5 separate regions of the Homo sapiens genome follow, and regions 1, 3, 4 and 5 are each linked to region 2. A link is an interaction called in ENCODE POLR2A ChIA-PET data of the cell type or tissue named here. Cell type or tissue: GM12878. All regions are shown on one strand. Region 1 overlaps NUP88 (nucleoporin 88). Region 2 overlaps SCIMP (SLP adaptor and CSK interacting membrane protein). Region 3 overlaps RABEP1 (rabaptin, RAB GTPase binding effector protein 1). Region 4 overlaps RABEP1 (rabaptin, RAB GTPase binding effector protein 1). Region 5 overlaps RABEP1 (rabaptin, RAB GTPase binding effector protein 1).

What was found. Peaks named below come from ENCODE experiments on the same cell type or tissue, not always from the same donor. Only the 100,000 strongest peaks of a DNase experiment are listed, where the experiment ranks them.
Region 1: POLR2A ChIA-PET joins it to region 2 with 6 read pairs; 5 of 35 experiments call an interaction of 5 or more read pairs at or near these places.
Region 3: POLR2A ChIA-PET joins it to region 2 with 7 read pairs; 8 of 35 experiments call an interaction of 5 or more read pairs at or near these places.
Region 4: POLR2A ChIA-PET joins it to region 2 with 6 read pairs; 2 of 35 experiments call an interaction of 5 or more read pairs at or near these places.
Region 5: POLR2A ChIA-PET joins it to region 2 with 5 read pairs; 1 of 35 experiments calls an interaction of 5 or more read pairs at or near these places.

Annotation. Positions count from the first base shown.
Region 1 is chr17:5,401,411-5,405,410 of GRCh38, reverse strand. NUP88 (nucleoporin 88) reads left to right here. Exons shown (of 17, transcript NM_002532.6): 6 at 168-354; 7 at 1,165-1,312. Among named protein-coding and RNA genes, the nearest start is that of NUP88, 16 kb to the left of the region's middle. In GM12878, no CTCF peak of the experiment used is centred here; no DNase peak of the experiment used is centred here.
Region 2 is chr17:5,224,308-5,228,307 of GRCh38, reverse strand. All of the region lies in intron 1 of SCIMP (SLP adaptor and CSK interacting membrane protein), which reads left to right. The region is part of intron 5 of ZNF594-DT (ZNF594 divergent transcript); the gene reads right to left. Among named protein-coding and RNA genes, the nearest start is that of SCIMP, 8.6 kb to the left of the region's middle. RefSeq lists a silencer at 2,007-2,207. In GM12878, no CTCF peak of the experiment used is centred here; DNase peaks (open chromatin) are centred at 657, 1,947 and 2,367; H3K4me3 peaks cover 1,488 bases; H3K27ac peaks cover 4,000 bases.
Region 3 is chr17:5,295,326-5,299,325 of GRCh38, reverse strand. The region is part of intron 1 of RABEP1 (rabaptin, RAB GTPase binding effector protein 1); the gene reads right to left. Among named protein-coding and RNA genes, the nearest start is that of RABEP1, 15 kb to the right of the region's middle. In GM12878, a CTCF peak has its summit at 1,905; no DNase peak of the experiment used is centred here; H3K27ac peaks cover 207 bases.
Region 4 is chr17:5,379,436-5,383,435 of GRCh38, reverse strand. RABEP1 (rabaptin, RAB GTPase binding effector protein 1) reads right to left here. Exons shown (of 18, transcript NM_004703.6): 16 at 2,974-3,072; 17 at 1,931-2,047; 18 at 1-314. The coding sequence ends at 213. Among named protein-coding and RNA genes, the nearest start is that of NUP88, 38 kb to the left of the region's middle. In GM12878, no CTCF peak of the experiment used is centred here; no DNase peak of the experiment used is centred here.
Region 5 is chr17:5,371,343-5,375,342 of GRCh38, reverse strand. RABEP1 (rabaptin, RAB GTPase binding effector protein 1) reads right to left here. Exons shown (of 18, transcript NM_004703.6): 13 at 1,889-2,029. Among named protein-coding and RNA genes, the nearest start is that of NUP88, 46 kb to the left of the region's middle. In GM12878, no CTCF peak of the experiment used is centred here; a DNase peak (open chromatin) is centred at 1,982.

The DNA of each region.
Region 1 (4,000 bases), 180 kb before region 2:
AGAGTGGTGGGATCTGAGTGGGAAAGCGAGAAGATGGAGTATTGGGAATACACTACATTTATAATGAAGGTATGATAGCTGGAGGAAAACAAAGTCAAAGAATGGTTTTATGGGATGAGCATGCATACTGTCAACATTTCCCAAATATGTTTTTACTCCTTCTTTAGCCCTGGAAATATTGGAAAGCTGTTGGGTCCATTGCCCATGCATCCTGCGGCTGAAGATAACTATGGTTATGATGCGTGTGCTGTACTCTGCTTACCCTGTGTCCCCAATATCTTAGTGATCGCTACTGAATCAGGAATGCTGTATCACTGTGTCGTGCTAGAAGGGGAAGAAGAAGATGACCACACGGTAAGTGCAGGCTGCTGTGGTTGTTTGTATCTTCAACACCTGGCATAGTTCCTGACCCAATATGAATGCTTAATATATGAGAAGGAATTTTAACTTACTTATGGAACTTCTGATATTTTGGAAATTAAACAGTTAAAAAAGTAGCTGAAGCACACTTAGCAGTCTAAGTGGAAAGAAGTTAGAAGGTTGCCCAACTTACTTGGTCCACCAGTCTGCATGTTACTTTCTGGTCTCTATATTGCAATCTTCAGGGACAGATACAAAGAGCCTTGGAATCACTGAATTGGCTTTTTTCACAAACATCTTCCTAAAGGAAGAGAGACGTTTTGTCTTCAGAATAACAGTGCACTGTTAGGATAGAGGTGGAATTAAGAATTTGAAAGTACTGTTTGACCCAGCTTTTTTTTCAATTTTTTTATTTATTTTTTATTATTATTTTTTGGAGACAGAGTTTCGCTCTTGGTGCCCAGGCTGGAGTGCAATGGTGTGATCTCGGCTCACTGCAACCTCTGCCTCCTGAGTTCAAGCGATTCTCTTGCGTCAGCCTCCCCAGTAGCTGGGATTACAGGCACCCACCACCACGCCCGGCTGATTTCTTGTACTTTTAGTAGAGACAGGGTTTCAGTATGTTGGCCAGGCTGGTCTCGAACTCCTGACCTCAGATGATCCACCTGCCTCGGCCTCCCAAAGTGCTGGGATTACAGGCAAGAACAGCCGCACCCGGCCCTGACCCAGCTTTTTGCCTGTTTTTAATTGTGTACATTTTCAAATTAACATGCAAGATCAAAATTACAACACTTTTTTTTACAGTCAGAAAAGTCCTGGGATTCCAGGATTGACCTCATTCCTTCTCTGTATGTGTTTGAATGTGTTGAGTTGGAGCTTGCTTTGAAACTGGCATCTGGAGAGGATGACCCTTTTGATTCTGACTTTTCTTGTCCAGTCAAACTTCATAGAGGTAAGCTCTTCAATAAATGTAGTGCTTTTTTCCCATGATTTTTATACTAAGACTATCATAGACTGTTCCTATGTAATGTATTTGTTCTGTGGTTCCAGCCTTTAAAAAGTTGACTGGGTTTTTTTTAGCTTTTTAGTCACTATAGTACACTTTTTGTCTAAGGCAGACTGAGCAAATTTCCCAAGTTTTAAAATAGTGGTCTTTGGTCCAGATCACCAGATTCCTAATAGTGAATTTTTCCTGGTCCTTTCAAAAGTAGAACTACCATGTTATTCAGTAGTTCCACTACTGGGTATGTCAAAAGGAAAGGAAATAATAGGTTGAAGGGATACCTACACTCCCATGCCCATTGCAGTGTTATTCACAACAGCTAAGATGCTGAATCAACCTGTGTCCATCGACAGACCAAATGGATTTTGTTGTTGTTGTTGTTGTTGTTGAGATGGTGTCTGGCTCTGTCACCCAGGCTGGAGTCTAATGGCGCAATCTCGACTCACTGCAACCTCCATCTCCCAGGTTCAAGCGATTATTTTGCCTCAGCCTCCCAAGTAGCTGGATTGCAGGTACCCACCACCATGCCTGGCTAATTTTTATATTTTTATTTCATTTATTCATTTATTTTGAGATGGAGTCTCGCTCTGTTGCCCAGGCTGAAGTGCAGTGGCACCATCTCAGCTCACTGCAACCTCCGCCTCCTGGGTTCAAGCAATTCTTCTGCCTCAGCCTCCCTAGTAGCTGGGACTACAGGCATGTGCCACCACGCCCTGCTAATTTTTGTATTTTTAGTAGAGACGGGGGTCTCACCATATTGGCCAGGCTGGTATCGAACTCCTGACCTTGTGATCCGCCCACCTCGACCTCACAAAGTGCTGGGATTCCAGGCGTGAGCCACTACGCCTGGCAATTTTTGTATTTTTAGTAGAGGTGGGATTTCACCATGTTGGCCAGGCTGGTCTCAAACTCCTGGCCTCAAGCAGTCCACCTGCCTCGGCCTTCCAGAAGTACTGGGATAACAGATGTGAGCCACCGCGCACCTGGCCCCAAATGGATTTTTAAAATGTGGCATTGTATACACAGTGGAATACCATTTGGCTTTTGTGTGTGTGTGTGTGATATGATCTCACTGTGTCATCTAGGCTGGAGTACAGTGGCGTGATCTTGGCTCACTGCTTTGCCTCCCAGGCTCAAGCAATCCTCTCACCTCAGCCTCTGGAGTAGCTGGGACTACAGGTGTGCACCACCACGCCTAATTTTTGTATTTTTGGTAGATACGGGATTTTGCCATGTCGTCCAAGCTGAAAGTCCTGAGCTCCAGTGATCCTTCTGCCTCAGCCTCTCAAAGTGCTGGTCCACAGGTGTGAACCACCATGCCCAGCCCTATTTGGCTTTAAAAAAGAATGAAATCGTGTCATTCACTGCAACATAGGAGGATTTCAATCTTGTAGCAGTTTGACCTACTCTCCTTACAGTTCTTGTTAGCCAGTTTGCCTAGTTCTGGTAATAACGGCCTCAACTCTGTACTAAAGTATAGGCAAAACATTTAAGGGGGCAGAATTCCTTACATAACAAACCAGCAAAGAGTGTACATTGGGTTTGTCTAATTAAGGTATTTTGAGATTTATATTGTCTAAGAATTTTATAGATGAGGAAACAGACCAAATGAAGTAAAGTGACATAAACTAATTGGTTTCCTCATATAGATACGTATATCTTTGGGAAATCTTAAGTGTAGACGTGGACGTTTTGTTCTTGGGTTTTGTTTTTTGTATTTTGTTTTTTGTTTTTTTTTTTGAGATGGAGTTTTGCTCCTGTTGCCCAAGCTGGAGTGCAATGGCACGATCTTGGCTCACTTCAACCTCCGCCCCCTGGGTTCAAGCGATTCTCCTGCCTCAGCCTCCCAAATAGCTGGGATTATAGTCATGCGCCACCAGGCCTGGCTAATTTTTGTATTTTTAGTACAGATGGGGTTTCACCATGTTGGTCAGGCTGGTCTCGAACTCCTTATCTGTCCACCTTGGCCTCCCACAGTGCTGGGATTTTAGGCATAAACCACCATGCCCAGCCTTTTCTTGGTTCTTCTAATGAGAGTAACATTTTCATATGTGAAACTAAGAAATTTTTGACTTGTTCCTAATTGTGCTGAACAAGGCATATTATAATCACTGAGGCACACCAGATTTCTTAGTGACAAAGTGAAATGGCTACAGTATAGCATAGGGTGGTATCTAACAAATTTCCTGTTAAGTAAATGTTGGCTCTTTTTAGTAATCAATTTGTTTTACACCCCAGTGTTAAGACTTTTCTGTTGATGTTAGCACTACAGGTTTTGAAAAGCCATTTTAACAATGTTAGATTTAATGAGATGATTTGAGCCTTAAGTCTTAAAACATACGCAAATGAAAAGAAAATTTTCAATATTTTAATTATGCAAACAGATGATTCCCATAGATGAGGGTTTTTTAAACTTTTTATAGCAGAATGCTGTTTTCTAAGATGTTTTATGGAACCTCAATATATAAGACAGAAAAATAATATATCAGCTTTAGAATATTAATTTATGATAAAGTCACTAACCACAAAGTGAGACTGTTAGATTAAAGGAAAATTTAATTTAGGGGTTTTATGGGTTATTGTTGCCATTTTATCAGCTTTAATATATACCTTATCTCTGTATTTTGTTTTAGTTTA
Region 2 (4,000 bases):
GTGGCGTGACTGCAGCTCACTACAGCCTCAACTTCCTGGGCTCCAACAATCCTCCCACTTCAACCTCCCATGTAGCTGGGGCCACAGGCGCGTGCCACCATGCCCAACTTATTTTTCATTTTTAAAATTTTGTTTGGAGAAGGAGTCTAGCTCTGTTGCCCAGGCTGGAGTGCAGTGGCGTGATCTCGGCTCACCACAACCTCCGCCTCCCAGTGTCAAGCAATTCTCCTGCCTCAGCCTCCCAAGTAGCTGAGATTACAGGTGCACACCACCATGCCTGGCTAATTTTTGTATTTTAGTAGAGACGGGGTTTCACCATGTTGGCCAGGCTGGTCTTGAACTCCTGACCTCATGATCTGCCTGCCTCGGCCTCCCAAAGTGCTGGGATTACAGGCATGAGCCACCGCGCCCAACATATTTCACATATACATATTGCAGGGGGTAGTGACATCCCTTCACGTAGCTGAGTTCTTCTTGGGATGCGGTAGGCAAGGAGAAAGGATGGCCTCACGAGAGAGGCTCCACCAACTAAAATTGTGAAGAAAGCGCCATGGGAATGGGGGATGGGGACTGGGCTGGAAGGTGGAGGAGTTGGTGCGTGCTATTGCACTGCTCTGCTCAAGCCGGACCCCTCCCACCTCAACCCCCACACTGTTGACTTTGCCTCCCACCTCAGAGGAAATGGAAACTTAGGTGTGAGCTCTCAACTTCCTGCCCCCAAGCCCCTTCTCTCTGGTTCTATTCAGTGTCACTCCCTTCTCTAATCCTTGTTCCCTTTTGAAAGTTCATTCTGGGTGGGCAGGGTGGCTCACGCCTGTAATCCCAGAACTTTGGGAGGCCGAGGCATGCGGATCACTTGAGATTAGGAGTTCAAGACCACCCTGGCCAACATGGTGAAACCCCCTGAGTAGCTGAGGAGGAGCTTAACCTCCTGAGTAGCTGTGACTATAGGCACATGCCGCCACACCTGGCTAAGTGTAAGAGTGTGTGTGTGTGTGTGTGTGTGTGTGTGTGTTGTGTGTGTGTGTATATAGAGACAGGGTCTTGCTATGTTGCCCAAGCTGATCATGAACTCCTGGACTCAAGTGATCCGCCTGCCTTGGCCTCCTGAAGTGCTAGGATTACAAGCATGAGCTACTGCACTCGGCCAGTGCAAACACTTCTTTGCGATCCTTCAGTAGCCCTCAGTAGTCCTGTACTCACAATCTTATCGGCCCTCTGTGGCAACAACTCCAGGTCTGCCAGCACAGGTAGGATCCAGCTTTCATACCTTCCCAGGGCCTGAACTCGGTCATGCAGCCATTGTGTACTCCCTGTTTTCTGTACTCTCTATCATCCTTCCCCAGGGCTTCCTCTCTCTGGAAGCACCTTGGCCATTAAACCAGCCTGGTGGCCTAGAGGACATCCTACTGGAACTAGGATGTGATTCTCTTAGGCCCCCTCTCTCAGCTGCCCTCTCTCAAAAAGCAAGCTCTCCTTGGTTCTATTAAAAATGTGTCGGCCGGGCGTGGTGGCTCATGCCTGTAATCCCAGCACTTTGGGAGGCTGAGGCAGGCGGATCACCTGAGGTCAGGAGTTCGAGACCAGCCTGGCCAACATGGTGAAACCCCATCTCTACTAAAAATACAAAAAAAATTAGCCGGGCATGGTGGCACACACCTGTAATCGCAGCTACTGGAGAGGCTGAGGCAGAAGAATCGCTTGAACTGGAGAGGTGGAGGGTGCAGTGAGCCGAGATCACGCCATCGCACTCCAGCCTGGGGTACAAGAGCGAGACTTCATCTCAAAAAAAAAAAAAAGAAAGAAAGAAAAAAGAAAAGAAAAAGTGCCTCTCTGCGGTCCATTTCACTTGTAAGAACAAAACTGACAAAAAATATTTATTACTCTGAGTAGTTCTGAAAATGACCCATGGTTTCACTTTCTGACAACATCATTCCACTTCCTCTTTCCCAAGAAACTGATGAGAATGAAATTTCCTTGACCTTGAAACCCAAGCAATAGTTTTTTTTGGAAGCTACACTACATGGCCAATTTATTCTTTCCAGTGTTATCAAAGTAAATGTACGTAGTGCAAAAATCAAGTAATGCAGAGTTTATAACGAAAAGCAACAGCCCCTGTCTTCCCGCCTCGACCTTCCACGCAGTCACAATCCAGATACAACAGCTTTGAATGCGCAGGTCGTGGTATTTATTTCTATCGCTCTAAAGAGTATTGTTTCAGGAAAAACTCTGCAAGCGGTGTTTTTCCTCTGTTCTCACACCAGCACAACAATCACCAACACAGAAAAGGGCTTCTGTGACCAAATGTGTGAGGGTTTTTCCGCCACACACCAAGCAGTGAACACCAGCTGGGTGTTCTCCAATTCAATGCCAGCACTATAGACCCAGAGATAGTATCAGATCTCACAGCTCAGTTCCCAAGACTGCTGCCCCCAACTCCCCAGACGTCAGTCGCAAGTCCGGGCCTCTGGAACTTGAGAGCAACCAGCTTCAAGTTGGGGTTCTCACAACTCCCTCTTTGAGATCGGTGTTTTTTTTTTTTTTTCAGATGGAATCTCGCTCTTGTTGCCCAGGCTGGAGTGCAATGGCACAACCTCGGCTCACCGCAACCTCTGACTCCCAGGTTCAAGCAATTCTCTTGCCTCAGTCTCTCAAGTAGCTGGGATTACAGGCGTGCACCACCATGCCCAGCTAATTTTTTGTATTTTTAGTAGAGAAGGGGTTTCACCATGATGGCCAAGCTGGTTTCGAACTCCTGACCTCATGTGATCCGCCTGCCTCAGCCACCCAAAGTTATGAGATTACAGGCGTGAGCCACTGCACCCAGCCTTTGCTTTTGTTTTGAGATGGAGTCTTGCTCTGTTGTCCAGGCTGGAATGTAGTGGCGTGATCTCGGCTTACTGCCACCTCTGCTTCCTGGCTTTAAGCAATTCTCCCGCCTCAGCCTCCTGAGTAGCTGGGACTACAGGCATGTGCCACCACACCCAGCTAATTTTTGTATTTTTAGTAGAGACAGGGTTTCGCCATGTTGGCCAGGCTGGTCTTGAACTCCTGACCTGAAGTGATCTGCCCTCCTCAGCCTCCCAAAGTGCTGGGATTACAGGCGTGAGCCACCGCACCTGGCCGTGTTATGCAGTTTTATTGGAGGTTTGATGGTAACAAAAGGCGACACCACAGCATAACCTAGGTAGCAATTTAAGGCTGGACATGAGGCATTACTGTCCTAGAAACGCCTTGGTCATTTGCCACTATGGGAGCTTCCTAACCAGGATCTGACTTGTGCTCTCTTCTTGACCTCTCACTCTGCTGCTAACCTTTTCCGAGACTTTCCCGGTCTCTGGTCTGTCAGCTTCCAGCCCCCAAATGCCTGTTAACTCTCTCATGCAGATCAACTCAGTTTGCCCTGTATCTTCAGCTTCACCCTTCTGACCATAACTCACTCAAAGAGACCCATCCAGCTATTTTTCTAACCCTCAACTCAAACAAAAGCTCTCAAAATTTCTCTCCCCTGCTATGCATTAAGTCTGACTTGTCCTTGTGATTAAAAACAACTGGCTGGGCATGGTGGCTTGCACCTATAATCCTAGCACTTTGGGAGGCCGAGGCAGGTAGATCACAAGGTCAGGAGTTCGAGACTAGCTTGGCCAACATGATGAAACCCCGTCTCTACTAAAAATATAAAAATTAGCCAGGCGAGGTGGCACACACCTTTAATCCCAGCTACTCAGGAGGCTGAGGCAGGAGAATTGCTTGGGAGGCAGAGGTTGCAGTGAGCCAAGATCGCGCCACTGCACTCCAGCCTGGGCGACAGAGCAAGCCTCTGTCTCAAAAAACAAACAAACAAACAAACAAACAAACAAACAAAAAAACTGGCCTGGTGCAGTGGCTCACGCCTGTAATCCCAGCACTTTGGGAGGCCGAGGCAGGCAGATCACGAGGTCAGGAGATCGAGACTATCCTGGCTAACACGGTGAAACCCCGTCTCTACTAAAAAAATACA
Region 3 (4,000 bases), 71 kb before region 2:
AAGGAACTAGGGATCCTTAGGAAAAAGGACCAATTCCAGGTCCAGGGCAGGAAGTGTACAAGATAAGCCTGGAACATCTTGTCTGTTAAGGTTATATAAAAAGATTTAGGAGTCAATGTAAAGAGGCCACACACTGGCCAAAAATGAGACAGTTTGGGTATCAGTGTGGTAGGCTGAAACTTCCTCCCACCACACCCCCTCCACACACACACAAGTGCGCACGACAACTGGGGAATATGTGAACACAGAATGGATATTTGGTGTTACTGTTAACTGGTTTTAGGTGTTATAATAGCATTGTGGTACGTTTACACATACACTGAAATATTTCCAAATAAAATCACAGATTCCTAGTTTAAAATCCTGGAGGAGGCCGGGCACAGTGGCTCACGCCTGTAATCCCAGCACTTTGAGAGGCTGAGGCGGGCGGATCACGAGGTCAGGAGATCGAGACCATCCTGGCTAACACGGTGAAACCCCATCTCTACTAAAAATACAAAAAATTAGCCGGGCGTGGTGGCGGACGCCTGTAGTCCCAGCTACTCAGAAGGCTGAGGCAGGAGAAAGGCATGAACCCGGGAGGCGGAGGTTACAGTGAGCTGAGATCTCGCTACTGCACTCCAGCCTGGGCGACAGAGCGAGACTCCGTCTCAAAAAAAAAAAAAAAAATCCTGGAGGAGGTGGGAGTTATACGTGAGACTGGCCATACATTAAGAATCATGACACATGGAAGGTGGTGACTCTACATACTAATATTTTTAAGTGTTTAAGAAGCTCCATATGAAGATATAACGAGGCATTATGCACATACACACACAATTCAGAGTGGAGAACTATTCATAAAGAATATCATAATCTCTGGTTATTACCAGTTCCTCTAATATAAACAGTAATTGGTTTAGAATAGTCTTAAGATTTCTATCATTTACAAGAAAAAAGCCTAATGCAACAAAAAACACCTCTTAGAACCATATTTAATTATACCGTAAAACGAATCAAATTCCCTATATATACTCTTCCCTTGATTGTAACATAGAAAATTTTAAAATGTAGATGTAATTCCTTATCTCCCTACACTTGGGTTATAAAAAGGCTACACATTAGCTATAAACTCTACAGTGGGGGTTACTTATCAGAAGAAAAGTTCTTCTAAATAAATAATAAAAACACAGGGTTATATTTTATTTACAAGGAAAGTTGGCTGCATTATTTATGGGCTTTTCCGAAATAGCAAGGTCATACACAGAGAGGGAACAGAATTTTTAATAAATAGCTATCTGCCTACATGTGGATGAAGGAGATTAACTGTATGTCTCAGGAAGGGAACACAAGAACCAAGAGGAAAGAGAAGTCTTAAGGAAAGAACGCTGATGTTAACACTTGGGAGGAAACTCTTGATTAAAGCTACAGAAAATGAAATGTGTAATTGAGCTAACAATCAAGTATCCATTGCCTATTTATCAACTATTATATGAGAAGCCATAGAGCATAACAGCTGAGAGCACAGGCTCTGGAATTAAACTAGGGTTTGAATCCCAGCCCTCCCACTAAGCTGGTTCCTTCTCTCCATCTGTAACAAGGGGGACTAATAATAGGACTATCTTCTAGCTTTGTAGTAAGGATTAAATAATTCACAAATAGCTCTTCATGGAGTATCAGGCAAGTTATTTTATACACTGGCTCATTAAATTTTCAAACCAAACCATAAAATAGGCATTATCACCCCAGTTACAGATGCAGAAACATTCTAAGATTAAGCTAACCTATTGATATACAGCTAGTAAGTAGCAGAGCTGGATTCAAACACTGACCTGCCTGGTTCCAAGGCCTAGCTGGATTTCCCCATGATTACAGGTGTTTAATAGAGGAGATTCATGAGTCACATGAGCAGAAGTTGTAAACGGTGTAATACCACCTCCTAGGGATGTTCTTCTTTTATGCAGTCACACTGTTCATTTATACGTTGAAATCTGTAAGCAATCTGTATTAATTACAAATTATTTTCCTTTACAATAAAGGCATTATGCTGTTAGGTTTTGGGGTTTTTAAAAAAGTCTTGTGTACAATTTTATATCAGAATGGTAAAGGGGGTATCCTAAAGCATTTTGTCATAAACCAGTGGTTCTCAACTAAAGGTCATTATACAATTTCACCACCAAGAATTTATCCTAAGGAAATAATCATAGATATGTATAAAGACATAATTGCAAGAATATTGACTGCAGTATCAGTTAAAATTCCAAAACATTCGGAAAAAGTCAATATCTAACAATAGAAAACTAACAAAAAGCTGGGCACAGTGGCTCACGCCTGTAATCCCAGCACTCATGGAAGCTGAGGCAGGCAGATCATTTGAGCCAAGAGTTCGAGACCAGTCTGAGCAACATGGTGAAACCTCTTCTCTACAAAAAATAAAAAATTAGCCAGATGTGGTGGTGCACACCTGTAGTCCCAGCTGCTCAGAAGGTTGAGGATCAACTGACCCCACGGGGTCAAGGCTACCGTGAGCCATGACTGTACCACTGCACTCCAGCTGGAGCTACAGAGTGAGACCTTGCCCACCCCAACCAAAAACAAAAAGAAAATAAAATTGACAAAATAAATTATGCAATAGCTATACAAGTTAAGATGAATCTTGAAAGAGAACATAAATTCTATCAAATGTTCAGAGAATATTTTCTATACTACTTAAACTGTCCTCAACATAGAAAAAAATGAAATGTTTCCCGTTTTACCAAGCTAGTATAATCAAGATACCAAAACCAGGCTGGGCACGGTGGCTCACACCTGTAATCCCAGCACTTTGGGAGGCCAAGGCGGGTGGATTACCTGAGGTTGGGAGTTTGAGACCGGCCTCATCAACATGTAGAAACCCAGTCTACTAAAAATACAAAATTAGCCGGGTGTGGTGGCACATGCTTGTAATCCCAGCTACTTGGGAGGCTGAGGCAGGAGAATCACTTGAACTTTGGAGGCGGAGGTTGTGGTGAGCTGAGATAGCACCATTGCACTCCAGCCTGGGCAACAAGAATGAAACTCTGCCTTAAACAAACAAAAAAAAGATACCAAAACCCAATGCAGTACCAAAATGGAAAACTACAAGCCAATCTCACTTATGAATATAATCGCAAAAATTCTCGAACCTTAGCAAATCAGATCTAGCTACATACTACAATAACAATCCATCACAACCAAGTTGAGTTCATCTGAAGTGCGCAAAAACAAACATCCAGAAATCCATTAATGCAATCCGTTTTGTTAAACACATCAAAAAGACCTGAGATAATCTCAGTGAATTTTAAAGAAAAGTAAAGGAATTAGAGAGGAAACAGCTATGAGAAACAGACTATCCAATATAAGGATGATCCATGTGCCTGAAGTAGAGAACCCAACAAATGTAACTAAGAAAACAGTAGAAGATTTAAAGGAATAAATAGTCCCAAAAAGAAATCAGAACTAAATCTACAAAAAATAATGATGTGGCAAACAGGCCCACAGAGGAAGAAAGCAGAAAACTGAAGAAACTCAGATCTTTGACATCCTTGAGCAGCTGAACCAAATTTAGAATGCTCTACTTGTGAACGTGTAACACACAGAAAAACTGAACCCTTCACTTTTGAAGCTACTAGGGGTTGGCTTTCCAGTTGGTCTCAGACAGTTATTCCTAATGACACAAAAGAACATATAAAAACTTAAATGTATCAAAAGTATCAAATTTTAAATGTATGTAAACTTTGACAGAACAGGGATTTAGCAGAGGGAAGTATTTGGCTAAATATTTAGAGACACATGTATCAGGATGTTTGCCGCAGTGTCCTTTGAAATAGAAAAAAATAAAAACAATACTTACTAAGAGGGTTAATTAAACCTATTATGGAATCCATACATTAGAATACTATTGTTACATACCATTAAAAATAACTTTTTTTTTTTTTTTGAGACGGAATCTTCCTCTGTTGCCCAGGCTGGAGTGCAGTGGCATGATCTCAGCTCATGGCAA
Region 4 (4,000 bases), 160 kb before region 2:
TGTTCGCATTTGAAGGTCTCTGGGCTGCAGATCACCCCACTGTTTGCTGTTTCCTGTGCCGCACAGTCTTCTCCCTCTAGAAGTAAGCATTTCTCCAGTCTTCCTTTTGTTGTGACTTCTCTTTCTTCAGTTAAGAGTTAAATAATAATTACTGTTGCTCTAAAGATGAGTTAAAAACCCAAAGTGCAGGCTAGAATCCTGCCATGAGGGTGTCATGTCTCAGGAAGCTGGTTAATGTCTGTCAGTTTAGTATCATTCAGAATTGCCCGGATTCTCTCCAAGGAGTCAGCTTGCCGGATCCGCTCTAACTGCACCTGGAGAAACAATGGTGAGATAACTACAGGTGGCTCCTGCCTAGATTTTCTGAACTTTGACTGGTTTAGCTGAGATGTAGCAGATTAACTCACCAGAGTACTAGTCACTTCAAAGGGAGACAGCAAGAACAATTAAAAATTTTAAAAATAATTCCCCAAAGCTACCGTGTAACGGACTGGGATTTTTTTTTGGGGGGGAGAGTTTTGCTCATCATCCAGGCCAGCCCAGGCCAGAGTGCAATGGTGTGATCTCGGCTCACTGTAGTCTCCACCTCCCGGGTTCAAGTGATTCTCCTGTCTCAGCCTCCCGAGTAGCTGAGATTACAGGTGCCTGCCATCACACCTGGCTTGCTTGCTTTTTCTTTTCCTCCAGATGGAGTATTGCTCCGTCACCCAGGCTGGAGTGCAGTGGCATGATCTTGGCTCACTGCAACCTCCACTTCCCGGGTTCAAGCAATTCTCCTGTCTCAGCCTCCCAAGTAGCTGGGATTATAAGCACACGCCACCATGCCCGGCTAATTTTTGTATTTTAAGTAGAGACGGGGTTTCACCATATTGTTGGTCAATCTGGTCTCAAACTCCTGACCTCAGGTAATCCATCCATGTCAGCCTCCCATACTGCTGGGATTATAGGCGTGAGCCACCATGCCTGGCCCAGACTAGGATTTTAAAGTGTAATGTGTTGGGATTATGGAGACAAATGAGACCTGACTCCCAATCCTGAAGAATCCACAGTTCCAGTCCGGGCACGGTGGCTCACGCCTGTAATCCCAGCAATTTGGGAGGCTGAGGCAGGTGGATCACCTGAGGTCAGGAGTTTGAGACCAGCCTGACCAACATGGTGAAACCCTGTCTCTACTAAAAATACAAAAATTAGCTGGGCTTGGTGGTGTGTACTTGTAATCCCAGCTACCCAGGAGGATGAGGCAGGAGAATCGCTGGAATCCAGGAGGCACAGGCTGCAGTGAGCCAAGATCACACCACTGCACTCTAGCCTGGGCAACAGAGCATGACTCCGTCTCCAAAAAAAAAAAAAAATCCGAAGTTCCATTGGGAAAAAAACTTAGTTTTAGCACAATATTCTAAATGTCATTGTGTCATTACAGGCATTCATAGAGTGCCCGAGGGAGCATGGCAGAGGGAGGGGCACTTTAGCCCAGCTCAGGGACCTAGAAGAGCTCCACAGAGGGGACAGACCTACGCTGAGCCTTGAAAGAAAGGAGTCAGGAGGGGATGAGATGAGGATGCTTACCAGACAGAACACCACGCTGTGGGCGAGGAACCACAAGCAGTTAAACATGTAAAACAAGGCAGAGAGATGAGCAAAATACAGGGGTGGGCCTGGTTGGGAAGAGTCTTACATGGTATGCTAAGGAGTCAGTACTTTACTCATAAGGAGGCAAAATTGGCAAGGCATACAGAAAAAGAAAAATGGGCCAAGTGTGAAGAACACACCAGGTTTCTGGCTTGAATGATGAGTCAGACATTTGGGGTGGAGGTAGGAGCAGCCAGTCTCTAAACCTCTAGCTACTGCCAGTGGTCAAGTCAGGGATCGGCAAGGTTCTGTCCCCCAAAACTGCCTTCGTGCTCTGTATGTGGTTCCCCAAATGCCTCACCTGAAGGGTCTGTGAAAGCTTTACAAAATCCCTCTGGACTTGCTCACTGACATCTAATTCTGTCTGTAATCTCTGAGCTTTATTCTTCTCTTCAAACATTAGTTGTTCAACGGTAGCCTAAAAAATACAAGTTTTGAATGAAGATTAATGCCAAAGGGCCGAATTACTTAGGAAATCCAGTAACTTGTAGTTACCTACTACTAGGGCAGAAAGGTGGGTGGATATCCGTCGCACTCCTATACACGACCAATCTCTTTATCTATAGGGCAAGCGTGCAGGCCATCTAGACTACTTGCTCTAAGTCCTGAGATGAACTGGGTATGAAAAGCCAAAGGAAGAAATGGATTAAAGTGCTGCCCTCCCCCACCCCCAGCAGCTGGTGACAGTGACGATAATCACCAAAACAGCTGCTAAGATCGGTGTCTGTCACACCAACAGGGATACATACAGGACTTCCTCTGACAACCTCCACAGTCAAGCATCCACCAGGAAACTTAGTGAATACGCCCCAGCTATCCCCAGTCTCTCTTACAGAAAACCAGCAGGATGTGTGGGAGCCTTTCCAAAAACAAGCAGTTCAGCAACACTGTCTGCACTTTCAGGTCTGACCACTCAGCTCACTAAGACCATTTCTAGGAAACTACCCCCACAACATGCACGTTTATTCTAACGGAACTCATCAAAATTTAGGCAGCAAACCTGGTTTGATGCAATCTCTCTTAGGATTTGATACATCAGTCAAATGGAATGACATTTTCAAAGCAGTGCTTCTAACTGGGCAGTGCCCAGGCTTGGTCAATGGCCCTGACTGCCTACTATCTGAAGCTAGCCTATGACGCAGGCCTCCAGACCTGGCAGAAAAGATTTAACCCAGCTGGAATAGATCAATTCGTTTAAGTTTTTTCTTTTCACAAGCTGTCAGTTTTGCCAACTTTTTAAAAGGTGACACTTCAAAGCACCAATATTTTTTTTTCAACAAGCAAGATGTGATCCTGCATTCTTAGCCCTGCTTTTTAAAATTAAATGACTAATGAAAACACTACCTTAGCAGCAGTCTCTTTCTTTAACTGCTCTTCCAAACTGATCTTTATTTCCTGAAGACTCTCAAGCTGTTGAGACTTCTCTCTTAATGTGGACTCCAACTGTGAAAAAGGAAAAAGCTGAAACTCACAGAAACTCCCTCTGGGCCCCAGTGCACTACCTAAAAGAGCCTAGAGCCTGGAGAATTACACCAAGACACTCGGGCTACACTGGGAATACTCCTCTCACCCTTTCAGCTCTGTGGATCCCCTCTGTATTCTTCCTGAACTATTCTTTCATTAACCATTATTAGGTGCCTACTATATTCTAAGGCCTCAAAATGGAGAAATCAGGGTAAACAGACATGTAAAGGATGAAGAAAGAAGCATTTAATTCTGCCAGAAAAGTTACAAAGGACTTCCTAGAGGAGATGACATTTGACTCCTACATTTTTACAGGGCAAAGACAAGGGTGACAAGGGGAGAAGATGGAGAGATACTCCAATAAGAGGGAATGGATGGCACGCACTAAAAACACATGCAGCAACAGTGGCATGTTCGGCTGGCCTACAGCACAGCACGTTGGGAGCCACAGGCACTGAGGCAGAGAGGTGTGAGGCAGGAGAGCTCTGGCTGGGCTAAGGATATGGACTTGATCCTGTAAAATAAAGGGAACTACGGGAGGGCTTTCCACTAGACTGGGACGCGAACAAGTTTCTAATGTTTAAATATCACCTTGATTTCAATATGGAGATGATTTAGGGACAAATTTTGGAGGCAGGGAAAGTTAGGCTGTTACAATAAGCCAGGTGAGAGTGAAGTCTGAACTCAAAGAGTGGCAGCTAGAATGGAAAGGATGAGATGTTATTTCGAGCGCTGGTAATTTCTGCTGGTGCAATATCAGTAGCAAAGTGGAGGCAGGAGGCAGACTGCAGCAGGTGGAGGGATGCCTGGGAAGTCAGGCAGTGATGATGATCAAGACTGTGGCAACAGAGGGAGGAAGAAAGAGTGGTAGCTCGGGAGAGGAGTGCAATCCAAAGACAGACTTTTT
Region 5 (4,000 bases), 150 kb before region 2:
CTGTAACATGAGCTGAGACGATAAGAAGTTGGGGAAAGGTGGGAGACAGCAAAGAGCTAATGGCAAGATAGGCAACTGGTTTTTTGTAAATGATGAAATAAACATAAAAAATAACAGTCATGTTAATACATATATAGGAAAAAAGAATGAGGTCCAAATTATAGAGATTGAATCTGTAGGGTATAATTAGGGGAAACTTCTACTTACTAAGATTTCCTTAAAAAGGAAAAAAAAAAAAAAAAAGAAACAGGTATAAAGATTGGATAGGACAGGCACGGTGTCTCATGCCTGCAATCCCAGCACTTTGGGAGGCCGAAGCAGGCTAATCACCTGAGATCAGGAGTTCGAGACCAGCCTGGCCAACATGGCGAAACCGCATCTCTACTAAAAATACAAAAAAAGGCCAGGTGCGGTGGCTGATGCCTGTAATCCCCGCACTTTGGGAGGCCAAGGCGGGCGGATCACGAGGTCAGGAGTTGGAGACCAGCCTAGCCAATGTGGTGAAACCCCATCTCTACTAAAAAATATTTTAAAAAATTTGCCAGGCACAGTGGCACGCGCCTGTTGTCCCAGTACTCAGGAAGCTGAGGCAGGAGAATCACTTGAACCTGGGAGACAGAGGTTGCAGTAAGCCTAGGTTGCGCCACTGCACTCCAGCCTGGGTGACAGAGCAAGACTCCATCTCAAAAAATAAAAATAAAATAAAAAATAATAAAAAAAATAAAAATACAGAAACAAATTAGCCCAGCGTGCTGGCGCACGCCTGTAATCCCAGCTACTCGGGAGGCTGAGGCAGGAGAATCACTTGAACCCAGGAGGCGGAGGTTGCAGTGAGCCAAGATCACACCACTGCACTCCAGCCTAGGGGACAGAATGAAACTGTGTCTCAAAAAATAAAAATTAAAAATTAAGCTTGGATAAAGTTAAGGAGAGAATTATGAATGTCTCTGGGAAACCAGTTTTGTAGCCCAGGTTTACCCAACCACAGAAGAATGTAAGTGACCAAAAGTGCCATCTTTGGCTGGGCATGGTGGCTCACGTGAGGTCAGGAGCTCAAGACCAGCCTGGCAAACATGGTGAAACCCCATCTATACTATAAATGCAAAAAATTAGCTGGGCATGGTGGCAGGCGCTTGTAATCCCAGCTACTGGGGAGGCTGAGGCAGGAGAATCGTTTAAACCTGTGAGGCGGAGGTTGCAGTGAGCAGAGATGATGCCATTGCACTCCAGCCTGGGTGACAGATATTATCTGTCTCAAAAAGAAACAAAAGTGTCATCTTTATGGACAGCATGATGGTGAGTGTGTTATAACTTTTCAAGTACTAGATACAAAAACAAACGTCATAAGCAGCCAGCATGGTAACCCCTTCAAACATTTAATTTCTGGCACACTCTCAATCTGGGCCGACAAAAATAACATAGATCTTCAAAACATTAAGGCTACGTGAAAGAACATGGACACAAAAGACCACATATCGTATGATTCTATTCATAGGAAAGTCCAGAATAGGGAAATCTATAGAGGCAGAAAGGTTAGTAGTTGCTTAAGGCTAGGGGAGGAGGGGGAATAAGGATGGTAGCTAAAGGGCGAAGTGTTACTTTTTCGTGTGTGTGTGTGTGTGTGTGTGTGTGTGTGTGTGTGTGTGTGTTTAGCTGGTGTAGTCGGGTCACAGGGAGTTACTACTTGAGGTGATGAAAATGTTCTAAAATTGATTGTGATGATGGTTGCACACATCTGTGAGTACAGCAAAAACCACTGAATGGTACATTTTAAATGGTTGAATTGGCACGTGAATTATATCTGAATAAAACTGTTTACATAAAGAACATACGGCCATTTCAGAAAACGTACTTGTTGACATTTTTGATCATGTGGAAAGTAAGTTACCTCTGTAGTGTCTGGGAGGATGAAGTCTTCTGCTTGCTGTAATGACACATGCAGGCTGTGCTTTCCCTGGAGACTGTCATTATCTTTCTGTAACCTCACCAGCTCTTCTGAAACCTGTTCCCGTGACTGCATCAGCACCGCCTAAAATAGAAGTAGATACTAATCACAGCCAGAAAGGTAGATCCGGTCTGGTGATAGCTACACCAGAGAAAAACAAGTCCAAACTAAAGGAGTGCTGAGGATGGACGGGGTATGGTGAAGTTCTGCTAGACTTAGAAAAAGCTGCACAGAGATTTTCTGGTTTACAGCATATATTCAACAAGGGACAGGCAATGAAGCAAGTATCTGAGGCTCATTCTCCACTGTTTCTACAAACCGCTTAAAAATTCTATCTTTTGGTTGGGTGTGGTGGCTCACGCCTGTAATCCCAACACTTTGGGAGGCTGAGGTGGGTGGATTGCCTGAGCTCAGGAGTTTGAGACCAGCCTGGGCAAAACAGTGAAACCCTGTCTCTACTAAAATGCAGAAAGTTAGCTGGGTACAGCGGGGTGCCTGTAATCCCAGCAACTAGGGAGGGAGGCTGAGGCCGGAGAATCGCTTGAACCCAGGAGGCGGAGGTTGCAGTGAGCCGAGATTGCACCGTTGCGCCCATCCTGGGCCACAGAGCAAGACTCCATCTCAAAAAAAAAAAAAAATTAATATTTTCCCTCCATATCCCTGTACTACAGAAGGACCAGGATCTCTAGTTCAATGGAAGTGGCTGACACCATCAAGACCTATATCAGACAGAGCATGTACTCTAAGACAACTCCCATTTCCCCATGGCGTGCACTGGACAGAAAGGAGGGAGAAACAGAGTAGTGTCTTCATTTCCTATTATGTATACCTCTGTTTAGGCTCGGAATCACTGTGAATGGCCCAGCAGGCCCAGATACTGGAAGTCATCAAGAGCATCTAAGCTCAGGAATCACAGAGCACTTGAGAAGCTTATTCTTTTTTTTCTTTTGAGACAGTCTCGCTCTGTAGCCCAGGCTGGAATGCAGTGGTGTGATCTCGGCTCACTGCAACCTCCACCTCCCGAGTCCCGGTTCAAGTGATTCTCCTGCCTCAGCCTCCCAAGTAGCTGGGACTACAGGCACGCACCACCACGCCCAGCTCATTTTTTTGTATTTTTAGTAGAGGCAGGGTTTCACTATGTTGGCCAGGCTGGTCTCAATCTCCTGACCTCGTGATCCGCCCACCTCAGCCTCCCAAAGTACTGGGATTACAGGCGTGAGCCACCGCACCCAGCCAGAGAAGCTTATTCTTAAAATGGGACACACTCCCACTTCTGCTTGTTGATGTGTAAAACAATTTTAGGTATTTCATATTATTTGTATCAATATAAAAGTTATCCACCAAATCCGAGTATCAGATAAAGCTCTACAAAAGCACGTGACTCCTGCTAATCTGTAGTACTAAAGTCACTTACCTTAAGGGCACACATACATGTAGATGATGCTCTCATACGATGTTTATTGTGCAGCTACTACTCTATGCCACGTGTTTTGCTGCCCACAGGAAATACAGAGATAAAAGACAAAGACTTTGCCCTGGAGAAGCTCATGGTCCAATAGAGGAGAAAGACAAGTAAACCAAAAACTACTCTACAATACCATAAACTGCTATGACAGAGATTGGGTACTGCAGTGATAAAAGGACAAAGGGGTACCTAATTTGGGGCAGGAAATTGGGAAGAGGGTTAAAGAACACTTCCCAGAGGAGGCGATGACTGAGCTGCATTCTGAAGGACAAACAGGCCTAAGACAGGCAGTCACGGCCATGCATATGCTCTGGCTAAAGCCCACTGGCTCTTATTGTCTTCAGACTAGAATCCACTGTGCTTTATGATCACTGTCACCCATTTACAACAAAATCTTAGTATCCCACCACCTTCTGGATATGAAAGAAGGGAAAAAAGAATATGTATATATTTGCTTGTTTTTGTAAAGAGAAAAACAGAAGGATAAGCCAAAAATAAATTAAAATAATTACGTATAAGAGTGAGTGGAAATGGGGTGAAAAGGACAGGGAATGGAAATGGAGCTGAGTATTTATTTTTATACTTTTGAT